Regions from separate parts of the Mus musculus genome. Here region 2 is linked to region 1. A link is a contact called in ENCODE POLR2A ChIA-PET data. All regions are on one chromosome and are shown on one strand. The core of a region is the stretch at or near the end of the contact, and the rest is flanking DNA. Distances in the headings are between cores, read along the strand shown.

Region 1 (6,229 bases), core at 2,073-4,572:
TAGTTCAAATTCCAGCAACCACATGGTGGCTCACAACCATCCATAACAAGATCTGACTCCCTCTTCTGATGTGTCTGAAGACAGCTACAGTGTACTTACATATAATAAATAAATAAATCTTTTAAAAAAGAAAAAAAAATTAACAGCACCATGCAGATGTTCTATAGGAATCGTCATTTCTCAATTAGGCTTTATTTAATGTTAGACTCCTATATTGATTGTGGCTCTCTTAGGATAAAAATCTGGCAGGCCTCTTTGTTATTTTACCACTATGTCCCAAAACCTGATACACAAGAGGTTCCCAATAGATATTTGCTGAGGAAAGGAATTTAAGATTTTCTTTAAAGATTTATTATTATATGTAAGTACATTGTAACTGTCTTCAGACGAACCATAAGAGGGTGTCAGATCTCCTTACAGATGGTTGTGAACCACCATGTGGTTGCTGGAATTTGAACTCAGGACCTTCGGAAGAACTGTCTGTGTTCTTAACCGCTGAGCCATTTCTCCAGCCCAAGAATTTCAAGCCAGGAACAGTGATACTCATTGTAGTCCTAACACTCAAGAGGCTAAAGCAGGAACCAGGAGGCCAGTTAGGGCAAAAGTCCTTCTCTATACACACAGTGGAATCCACAAAGCCCTGAGTTCAATTCCTAGTACCTCATAAACTACCTTGGGGCAAGGCAGTGCATGGACTTGTAATCCCAGCCCTCAGGAAGAGAGAGAGGATCAGAAATTTGTTATCTTCAGTTATGTGGCTGCGCCAACCCCAGACCAGCTTGGGCTACAATGAGAACCACTATCTTTAATTAGAAATAAAAATCTCCCGCTGGAAAGATGGCTGGGGTGGTTAAAACACAAATTGCTTTTGTAGAGGACTGAGTTCAGTTGCCAGCACCATACTTATATAGCTCACTAATACCTATAACTACTGCTTCAGGGGCTTTGACATCTGGCCTCAAGTGTACATATCCCCCAAGATACACACTCTTTTTGTTTGGTTGGTTGGGTTTTTTGTTTTGTTTTGTTTTTTCAAGACAGGGTTTCTCTGTATAGGTCCTAGAACTCAATATGTAGACCAAACTGGACTTGAACTCAGAAATTCACTGCCTCTGCCTCCCAAGTGCTGGGATTAAAGATGTGAGCCACCACTGCCCAGCAAGATACACATTCTTAAACCTTCAAAATTTCCTAAATTAAAACTAAAAATATGGGCTGGAGAGATGTCTCAGTGGTTAAGAGCACTGACTGCCTTCCAGAGGTCCTGAATTCAATTCCCTACAACCACATGGTGGTTCACAGCCATCTGTAATGGGATCTGATGCCCTCTTTTGGTGTGTCTGAAGACAGCGACAGTGTACTCATGTAAAAAAAAAAAATCTTAAAAAACAAAAACAGCTAAAGATATTATACTCAGGACATGTCTAAAACATCCCCAAAACTTCTAAATTTATTACTTCTTTAAATTTATGTTTGTTGTATGTATAATAAGAGTGCATTATGTGCCACCGGGGGAGGTCAAAGGACAACCTGTAATGACAATTTTGGAATTGTGGGTTTTGTTTTTTTGGGTTTTGTTTTTTTGGTTTTTCAAGACAGGGTTTCTCTGTGTAGCCCTGGCTGTCCTGGAACTCACCTCTATAGATCAGGCTGGCCTCGAACTCAGAAATCCGCCTGCCTCTACCTCCCAAGTACTGCGATTAAAGGCATGCCCAGTGGTGGTTTCTTTTTTAAAAAAAAAAAAAAGCACAGAAATGGGCTGGAGAGATGGCTTAGCAGTTAAGAGCACTGACTGCTTTTCTAGAGGTCCTGAGTTCAATTCCCAGCAACCACATGGTGGCTCACAACCATCTGTAATGGGATTCAATGCCCTCTTCTGGTGTGTCTAAGCAGCTACAGTATACTTACATACATAAAATTAATAAATCTTTTTTTTAAAAAAGCACAGAAATATTATTTCTTCATTTTAACTCCTGGTATGGGAATTGGCTGCTTCAGATTGCCCACAGCAGCTGGTATGACAGGCCTTGAGCTCTAATGCTGTAACGGCGATTCTGCTAACTGCAGATAGCTTCCTCAGGACTTTTCAGAGGGTAAAGGCCAGGATTGACTGCTTGCTGTTGGCTGTGGTTTTGTTTAGTGGTGAGCAAGAGAAGAAATAACACATCCTCAAGGTCCTCACCTTGCCTCAAACATGCCCCAAGGAACTTGACACTCCTCATCTGCAGGGTAAAGATAATGTTGCCATTTTTCCCCCTATCCTCTCGTTTTTTAGGGAGCCTAAAGGGTAGATTAAGGGTAGAGAAGGGTGGAAGAAAGAATCCACAAAGTAGCAAAGGACTCTGTGGGTAGAGTCAATTCTTTCCTTCCAGCTTTGCATGAGACCCAGGGATCACACTCAGTAAGGCTTGTTCCCCAGCACTATATCGCCTTTACTAGCTGTCCCCAATTCTAAATTTGTGACCGTAAATTTATAAAAACAAAGTACTGGCTCCTGATAATAAACCGCTACGTCTTTGAGTACCTTTAAATGTGGGAACCAAGGGTAGATTATAACTCTACCTAGGACCACTTGGCCTGGGTTCCAGGCCCAGAACAAGCACCCCAATCCTCAAAACATCTAGTTAGTACACTCAATCCCATTCTAATGGGAGTTTGAGAACAGGACTTAAAACTACAATAACCAGCAATTAACCAAAAAAGCACAGTGGGGCTTATCAGTAAACTGGTTTCTCTCAGTGTTTGTAAAGAATTAGATGTTCACAGCCCTTCCTTCTCTCCTTGACAACTGTCACACGTGTTTTAGACACTAACGAGTTAAGTCTCTTTCCCCCTCCAGGTCCTCAAACTCCCAGAGCAGTGTGCGTGACAAATTCAACATCCGATCCACAAGTCCTTCCCGGACCTGTTTCCAACCTACCGTTTTCCCTAGTTGTCAAAACAGGAGCTCCTCGCCCTAAAGGAAGTCCCACCACCCTCACTCTCGTCCCACCGTCGGCGCCAGCCCTAGGGATGTCACCTCTCCCTCGCCTCCCCTCGAGTCCGCTTCCCAGCCTCCCTCTCAGCTAGGTCCGTGCGCGCGGCTCCGGTGCAGGCCCGCCATCCTCCCGCGGCGCCTCCCACCCGCTCCGCCCGCTCCTCCTCAGCCCCGCTTCCGCCTGGCTCCTGGGTGAGACCCCATCTCCCGCGCCCCGCGCCGCCTTTGCAACGCGGGCTCCACTTCCAAAATCTGCGCTCACAGAAACCGGTCTCACCTCACCTAGACAGCGGCCGCCGCCAAGCGCGCCAACACCGCTTCTCGCGAGACTCGGCTCCGCGAGACAAGCTGAGAAATTTGGCGCCAAGGGTAGGCGAAGAGGCGTGGGAGGAGCCTAAGGGTCTGAGCCCCGCCCACCGCGCTCGGAAGCCCGCCTACCCATCCGGAATGTCTGGGACGGCAATGAGTTCTGGGCGCTTTATTAGCTCCAGAAATAGGTCTCCGGGTTTAGAACACGAACGATGGAAGCCAGGCATAATAGTGCACGCCTGGAATCCCAGCACTCGGAGGCTGAGGTAGGAGGATCGCCACAGGTTCCAGGCCAGCGTCTACGAGAAAAAAAAAAAAAAGAAAGAAAAGAAAACTGATTTGTAGAGGAGTAAAACGTAGTGTCAAACAACTTTGGCTGGAAAATTACTGCATCTTCAGAATAGCAAAATGCCACGACTATGAATTTTGTTAATTAAATAAAGATATGAGGAAAAGATTGTAGTTTGTAGTTAGGGTTAGACGTGTAGACCCAAAGAAATATGTCAAGAGCTGGAGAGAGGGCTCAGTGACTAGAGCCCTGACTGCTCTTCCAGAGGTCCTGAGTTCGATTCCCCAGCAACCACATGGTGGCTCACAATCATCTGTAATGGGATCTGATGCCTTCTTCTGGAGTGTCTGAAGACAGCTACAGTGTACTCACATACATAAAATAAATCTTTAAGAAAGAAAAAAGAAATATGTCAACAACAAAAAAAGGAGGGTTCCCTGTTTTCTTTAAAAGTATTGAATCCGGCCGGGCGAGGTGGCACACGCCTTTAATCCCAGCACTTGGGAGGCAGAGGCAGGTGGATTTCTGAGTTCGAGGCCAGCCTGATCTACAAAGTGAGTTCCAGGACAGCCAGAGCTACACAGAGAAACCCTGTCTCGAAAAATCAAAAAAAAAAAAAAAAAAAAAAAAAGTATTGGATCCAGTGTTTACCTTTAATCTTAGGCAGATCCCTGGAGTTCCAGGCCATCCAGTGCTACACAGTGAGATATTGTTTCAAAACAAACAACAAAAAGGGAGGGCAGGGTTGGGGAGATCCCTCAGAGGGTAAAGGACTCCCCCACATTGCATGATGAGCTGAGTTCAGATCTCCAATACCCAGGTTAAAAAACAGCTTGATATTACCCGGAATCCCGATTCTGAGAAGGCAAAAATCAGATTCCTCCAGCTGGCTAGCCAGCCAGCCAGGTTTAACTGATGTGTTCCAGGCACAGTGAGAGACCCTGTCTCAAAGGGGGGGGGGGGGGGCTGAGACATACAGATGGCTTAACCATTAAGAGTACATGTTGCTCATGTAGGGGACTCTAGTACACTCACATAGTGACACAGCCGTGTATGATTCCAGGGTATCTGAGGCTCTCTTCTGACCTCCAGAGAACCAAGCACTCTGTAGATTTATGTATGTATATCATGGTTTATGTATGTATGTTTATATGTGTGGATATGTATGTAAATATGAATGGTTTATTCATGTAGTTATGGGTATGTATAGATGCATATATGGTTTATTTATGTATGTAGGTTTATTTATGCATGGGTATGTATGTACACAGGCATATATGTATTACATACACAACCATACATATAAAAGTATTTTTTAAAGATCTATTTATTTATTATATGTAAGTACACTATAGCTGTCCTCAGATACTCCAGAAGAAGGCATCAGATTTCGTTATGGATGTTTGTGAGCCACCATGTGGTTGCTGGGATTTGAACTCGGGACCTTCAGAAGAGCAATCGGCACTCTTAACCACTGAGCCATCTCTCCAGCCCCACAGGAAGTCTTTTTTAACAATGAGATTGTGAGGGAAGCAACCAGTGCTCACCTCCTGATTCTGTACCTCACACCCACATACAAAATAAAAGCAGAGCTGGGTGGGGCTGGAAAGATTGCTCAACAGTTACGAGTATCTCGTGCTCCTGTGTTAACTCCAAAGATTGGAGGAGAAAGAACACCGACCCAAATCATCATGGCCAAATTAATTAAAGCAAGCTTTTTCTTTATTCCTGCACACCTAAAAGCGGGGATCAAGAGATCAGCCTTGGGCGTGAGGAAGACAGGGTTTTTAAAGCTCTGGGGTGAGTGTTTCCAATGGAGGGGGTTGGTGAGGAAATAGGCAGGGTTACAGGAGGAGAACATAAGCATGACGCATGACACGTTAGTCGTATCGCCCTCCTGACACACAGACATAATTACAAGGTGGTCATACAAGGTTGACTTAACCTTTTTTTTTTTTTTTTTTTTTAGATTTGTTTATTATATCCAAGTACACTGTCGCTATCTTCAGATGCACCAGAAGAGGGCATCAGATCTCATTACGGATGGCTGTGAGCCACCATGTGGTTGTCGGGATTTGAACTCAGGACCTTCGGAAGAGCAGTTGGTGCTCTTAACCACTGAGCCATCTCTCCAGCCCAGCTTTTTGAACCAAAGGAAGGATTGCAAGATGGTTGTTCCTGGAACAGGAAGTGCAAAACCATTTGTAGTTAAGATTACAGGTCAGCCGGGCCTTTAATCCCAGCACTGAGGAGGCAGGGGCAAGTGGATTTCTGAGTTCAAGGCCAGCCTAGTTATAAACAGGAGTGGGCCTAGTTTGTCGTTACTATAAGATGGCTTTTAAGTCTAAGATGGAGGCAGGTTGGTTCATCACTTTCAGGGAACCTAGGTTCTGTTCCCAGAACCCACATGGCTACTCACAACCACCTATAACTCTAGTTCCAGGAGGTGTGATGCCCTCTTCTGACCTCTGGGGGCATTGCACACACCAGTGCAATGGAGATAAAATAGTCAAACAGAGAAAATAAAATAAATACACCTTAAAAATGTAGTCATCGGGACAGGAGCAATCCCTTAGCAGATGAAAGCACTTGTCACCAAGTCTGACAGAGCTCCATCCTGGGGACCCACTAAGCAAAAGTTGTTCTTTGACTTC
Region 2 (6,229 bases), core at 1,720-4,219, 530 kb before region 1:
TTACAATAACCCCATATGTAAATGAATAGTGTCTCAAATATAAGGCTTTACACTTCTTTCAGAATCCAAAGTGATATCGATGATATACAGTAATTAAGTATAGCTGTACTCTCTTCACCCCACCCTACTAATTCTACTGAATAAAAACCAACTGGGGATGAAGAGAGCAGATAAGAAAGAAAGAAAGAAAGAAAGAAAGAAAGAAAGAAAGAAAGAAAGAAAGAAAACGATTCCTTAGAATCTCCTTCTATTACCTCTGGCAGGAAAGGGTGAAATTCTGAAAAGTTAAGTCCCTGATGTGGGAGAAAGCAGAAATAGCAAGTCCATTTTCTTGCTGGAGACACTCATGTTTATGGCTGACAGTCATGAGGCACCAATATACACCAGAATGAAGGGTCTGTAACATAACAATCAGCTCTATGTTTAGTGATGGGTATGAAAAACTACGCTTCCCATAAGCAGAGGGCTTAAGATTCTGCAAACAACTAAAGGCAATGCAGTTTGTATCATGCAGGAAGAAAATAGCTTTCTTCTTTGTTAAAATGTTTACTGTTTTCTGAATAAATTAATATGAAGTGCTTTGTCCCTTCCAATAATCTTCCAATTACACTAAATATTATTCAAGTTGCCGAAATAGGACAAAAGTTCCAGGAACTTTAGAATCAATGAGCTGCTGGTAATTCCAATGGAAGAGCTCAATCAGCACCAGCTTTCTGGCTCTCCTGCAGGGATAGAAAAGTTGTACTCCTTCACCAAACTTCAAAAATGGAAACTTGTGCACTTAAGCTTGAAATGCAAGCCAAAATTTGCTCATTTTTATCCCTAATATTAAGCTGGTGTCAAGATCAATTAACTTCCCTCACAAGCACATTCTTTCAAAATTCCACAGCAAAGTAGAATGTTTAATCATTGGATGGTGGGGGGGGGGAAGAATTATGTAACACATATAGAATGATGGTGGTAACTATATGTTATTCTAGACTCTTGCTGGGAGCTGCAGTTCAAAGGGAGTTTGTAAAAATAAAAAGCTGCCTCAAACGATTATTACGTCTCGCCCAAACAAAACAAAGCCCCATAAAAGAAATCAAGTACAATTTTAAGTTCAATTAGGGCTCAGATCAGAAATTCTATTCCTTTTTTTTTTTCAGAAGCTGTATCTCAGAACTACTGTAAATATAAACTGATCAATTTGCCCAAGAATCCTTACTTATAAACTAATCTTGGGTTCCCCCTGAGACTCCTCTTTATAGTAATCTCAAATGCACCACAATAACTTAGTGTAACCTGGGCTACGATGTTTACAGGTGTCTCCACCCCCTTCCTCCAAGGAAAGAGGAGGTACAATGGGTGGGCAGAAAACAGATTAAGGCTGTATATACACTAAAGATAATCTTGTGATAATGTAATATTGTTTATTTTACTTTTGGGCTACCCTTTTCATTCATATCTAACACACTTAAAAGAACAATATACTCACAGAGTGACACAATTCCTGCCCTCCCATGTCTCTCTGGCTGGCTGACACCCACTTTCCCCTCAGATAAATACAAGCCTGTTGACTGATGCCTGTCCTGTTTTGCAAACAAGAAATAACTGTCCTATAAGACAAATAAAAACCGTCTCTACCGCTCTGAGGCCAACCATTCGTCTGAAGGAAAAGCACACTGGAGCAGCAACATCCAAGTTTCCCTTTACGTCCTGTCATTTAAAAGCACCATAAAAGAGATGTCGCTGCGACCCAATTCTAGGTCACAAGCTTTTTTGCCCCTTCTCCCCCTGCCCCCTCCTTCGTCTTTCCCCTCTAGAAAGAGATAAACTTCAAAAGGAGTGGTGATGACCAAGAATTGCGCGCGCGTGTGCACAGACACACACACACACACACACACACACACACACACACACACACACACACACACTGGTCAACTTGGACGCTGGCCGGGCTCACGTGGAACCTGAGCCCCAGCCGGGCCCCGGCATCTGGACTGAACAGCCGCGGGAAAGCAGCCCCCGCCGCGGGTTTGAAACCCAGAGCAGGTGGGATTCCGGGAAGCAACCTTACGTAACGAGCTTGTCAAAATCCCAGCTTCAGGACCTCCCCACCGTCCGCCCCCGCCCCATCACCCCAACAACAACAGCCCCAGGCCAGCACCAAATGGCCAGTCCGGAGGGACCCCCCCGGTGTCCCGCGCTCGTTCCCACACGGAGGCGCGCGAACGCCATCGACAGCATCTCGCCATCCTCCGGGACGGCCAGAGCCCCTCCTAGCAGCTGCCCGCGCCTAGCGGCCCTCCAAGTCCTATCACCCGGCTCGGCGTCCCCCTGCCAGTCACCTCCTCAGGGCCGTGACAGCTCCCTATGCCACCGATGCCCACGCCGCCGCCCCCGCCACTCACCTCCCCGCCGGCCCCCGCGCGAGCACCGGGAAGAGCCTGAGATGCAGAGTCTGATCCCCTCATGCGCGGCGGGCGGGACACGAGGGGGCTGAATGTCGCGGCGCTTGCAGCCAGCTTAGCTCATCTCCCGGCCCGGCGCTCCGCCCAGCCGTCTCAGTCAGACGGGACTCCCCCTCCCCGCGCGGTCGCCAAAGCCTCCGCCTCCTTCCTCAGCACCAGCCGCCGAACCCGCCGCGGCCGGCGCCATCTTGGGAGTGACGGTAAAGACATGGGGGCGGGGACTATGGCAACAAAAACCAATCACAGGCCGAATCTGACCCGAGGGGCAGGAATGGGCCGAGCTAGGGGGTGGGTCGTGGGGGGAGGGGACTAACAAGGGTCCCGCAAGTGGGCGGGCCGCTGGGTGGGGCTGTGGGCGGGGTGGGGCCGGGCTGGCTGGTGACGGCGAGTGTAGCTGGGGAAACGCGTCGTGGTTCCCCTTCAGGTTGGGAGATTCCGAGCCCCTGGCGAGTAAGAACAAGGCGCACTGTACCTTCCTCTTTCACAAGCATCCAGCTATGGCCAACAGACCTGCTTCTTCCTTCCCGGCACTGCTGCTTGGTGCAGTGGTCTGAGCTGAGATCCGCCCACCAAAGTCACTGGTATTCTGCAGAAAACCCCCTAAGCGGTTAGCAACCACCAGTAGCTTTCAGTCCCGAGACAGAGGTCAGGGAAAAGGGGGAATTCAGAGGGGTTCTCTGAAAAGCGCGTTGATAAAACAGCTATTGTTGATTGAAAGGGTGTCCATTACATTGATTAATTGGATATGGCCTACTTAAACTAGACTGCAGGTCTACTGTTAATGGCTATTGGCAAGATGCCTTTGAAAAATGTGGATAATAAAGGTTGATTACCTCTACAGAGTTACTCAGAAATGTAAAGTGTATGCCTAAAAAGTATTGAATAATGTTAGCTGGAATTCTATGAACAAATGAAGGAAGAAATAGGACCTTTTAAAAAAAAATTCCTCTAGGTTGAAGTTAATCTATGCAAAACAGGCTTCATCTTTATTGCCAACCGAGATTACAGTTTTATTTTATACCTCCACTCCTTCTCTTGGACTCATTCATCCAGACAATATTGTTGGAAAACCCAGCAGGGCTGACACACAACAGTCAGGGAACCAGAAAAGGTCTGCTTTGAGGGAGTTGAGGTCTAGTGGGAGAAGCTCAACAACAACAACAACAACAACAACAACCAAATATATTTAATGCTTGGAGAAGAAACATAAAAGTTCTAGGAAGAATTCTAGGTAGCAGATAACAGGGTGGTTTTTGAAACCAGAGTGATCAAGGCTGTGCCTCTCTGAAGTGCAGGAAGAAGCCAGTAATGGAAGAAAGGCCCCAGAGAATTGAGTAAAGCAAAAAGATCATGCAGAGAACCTGCAATAGGGAGGAGCTTGGCTTTTAGAACTGCGAGGAATCTGTGTTGATGAGAAATGTATTTTGCCTGGAGAAGCCTTCCATTAGATTAGAGAGGGAGTTGAGAGCTCCGTTGTATAGGGCCTAGAAATACAAGACTATCCTTAATTCTAACTGCAGGCCGAAGCCACTGAATGGCAAGTAGGGAACAAAGCAGCTGGGAACAGTGAGTGGTACTTGAAGAATGGCATCTATATTTATATTCTAGACAACATATGGACCAGAGAACCTGATTGAGAGGGTTTGTTTTTTTTTTTTTAAATCTAAGTTTGAGTCTCTTCAACACTGAGTTCACCAAATATAGTTCAAATTGTTTAAAAAATGTGTGGGCATCACATTATATTGTGTAGATAAAAATACACTAATTTCACTGAAAATTATTAAATAATACCATTGTTGATCCCCACACCCTCCCCCCCCCCTTTTTTTTTTTTTGTTTTGCTTTTCCGGGACAGGGTTTCTCTGTTCAGTCCTGGCTGTCCTGGAACTCACTCTGTAGACCAGACTGGCCTCAAACTCAGAAACCCGCCTGCCTCTGCCTCCCAAGTGCTGGGACTAAAGGCGTGCACCACCTCTGCCTGGCAAAAACTGAAGTCTTTTAACCATCCTCCCTACTGACGTCAGCCATGATGTTTTCCTCTCCAATGTGAGGGCATAGCTATCTGCCAATCAGTGATTGCTAGAGAGAGTCTATATCATGAAGCAAACATTGGGGGGCAATGGATGTGTTCACTATCTTGATTGCACAATGGTCACAAATATATACACATATGTCAAAGTTATTAAGTTGAGGGCTCTAAATACATGCCTCCTTTAGACCTCAATAACACTACTTAGACGCTTCTACCTTTTCCTCCTCTAAGATAAGCCCACTCTATAGCTCAGGCTGGTGTCAGATCCATTACAGTTCTCATGCCTTCCACCTTCTGAGCGCTATGATGGCAGCTTGTGCCGCCACACCCACTTTCTACAGCGATGGAAGCAGGAATTGGTGCATGCTAGGCAAGCGCTTAAGCAATTCTCTGCTTTAAACAAACATACAAACAAATGTTTTAAGGGTTCAATTGGGAACTCCTGGCTTTTTCCACTGGCCCTAGACTTAACCACTAATTGGTTTGATTGTTGTGAAGCATACCCAGTCAATCCCCTTTTAAAGGTTACCTTAGCATATTATATTATCACCAGTATAAAGCACTCTGAGTTGAGATATAGATATATCCGTCTACAATATAGGGTTGTAGTTAAAATATAAAAATGTAGTTTCAGGAATTGCTTTTTAGCATGAGAGTCTTTAAACGTTTCTAAAACAATTGAGAGAAAGTTCATCATCCCTCAGAACCCATGTCAAAAACCCTGGGCCTGGTGACTGTGCCAGATAGTTATGGCCAACTTGACACAAGCTAGAATCATCCGAGACGAGAGAATCTCCGTTGGGAAAATACCTACATCAGATCAGCTTGTAGGCAAAACTATAAGGCATATTCTTGATCAGCGATGATACGTGAGGGCCTAACCCACTCTCTGTATCGCCACTTGTAGGCAGGTGGTCCTAGATCTAATAAGGACACCAGCTGAGTGAAGAAGCTAATAAGATCATTCCTTATGGAATGGAAGCTAATAAGCTGCTTATGGAGAGGAAGCTAATAAGCAGCATTCCTCTGTGGCCATGCCTCCAGGTTCCTTCGTGAGTTCCTGTCCTGGGGATCCACCCCCACCAATCACTAATTAAGAAAATGGTTTACAGACTGGCCCACAACCCAATCTTGTGGAGGCATTTTCTCAACTGAGGTTCCCTCCTTTGAGATAGCTATAGTTTGTGACATAAATCTCGATTTTTCTTATAGAGGTACTGCAGATCAACCTCAGGTTCTAATGCTTGAGCAGTAAATACTTTACCAAGTAAGCAATCTCCCCAGGCTCCTAACTTCTGTCTCTTGAGAAAAGAATAATATGAAAAGGTAGCAGAGGCTCGGGTGTGGCTGAAGAGTGTCTGCCTATTACACAGGAAGTCCTGTGTTTGATCTCAAATGCTTTTTAAAATATAAAATCTTTATTATATTTTATATGTATAGGTGCTTTGCCTGCATGTGAGTCTGTGTACCACGTGCATGTCTGGTGCCCACAGAGGCCAGAAAAGAGTGTTGGATCCCCCCAGACTTGGATTTACAGATGGTTGTGAGCCGCACTGTGCGTGCTGGGAATCGAACCCATATACTCTGGAAGAACAAGTGCTCTTAACCACTGAGCACTCTTCTCAAGTACTTTGATATTACAAAATAGTTTTTTTTTGTCTGCTGCTGTAGACAAACATAAATGGCAGAAACCCAATAAGAAACACTCGACTGTGCGTCTAGAAAGGATCATCAAGCACCACGA

The links. ChIA-PET counts read pairs that join two places held with the same protein, here RNA polymerase II (POLR2A).
Region 2: POLR2A ChIA-PET joins it to region 1 with 10 read pairs in embryonic stem cell. The contact joins the promoter of Dennd4a here to the promoter of Tipin in region 1. POLR2A ChIA-PET finds 5 or more read pairs at or near these places in 2 of 5 experiments (Patski and embryonic stem cell).

Annotation. Positions count from the first base shown.
Region 1 is chr9:64,278,678-64,284,906 of GRCm38, reverse strand. Tipin (timeless interacting protein) reads right to left here and starts at 3,322. Exons shown (of 8, transcript NM_001324557.1): 1 at 3,260-3,322.
Region 2 is chr9:64,807,751-64,813,979 of GRCm38, reverse strand. It overlaps Dennd4a (DENN/MADD domain containing 4A), which reads right to left and starts at 2,969. Exons shown (of 35, transcript NM_001162917.1): 1 at 2,960-2,969; 2 at 2,394-2,640. It overlaps Gm36459 (a long non-coding RNA gene), which reads left to right and starts at 2,565. Exons shown (of 3, transcript XR_379559.2): 1 at 2,565-2,653; 2 at 2,878-3,034.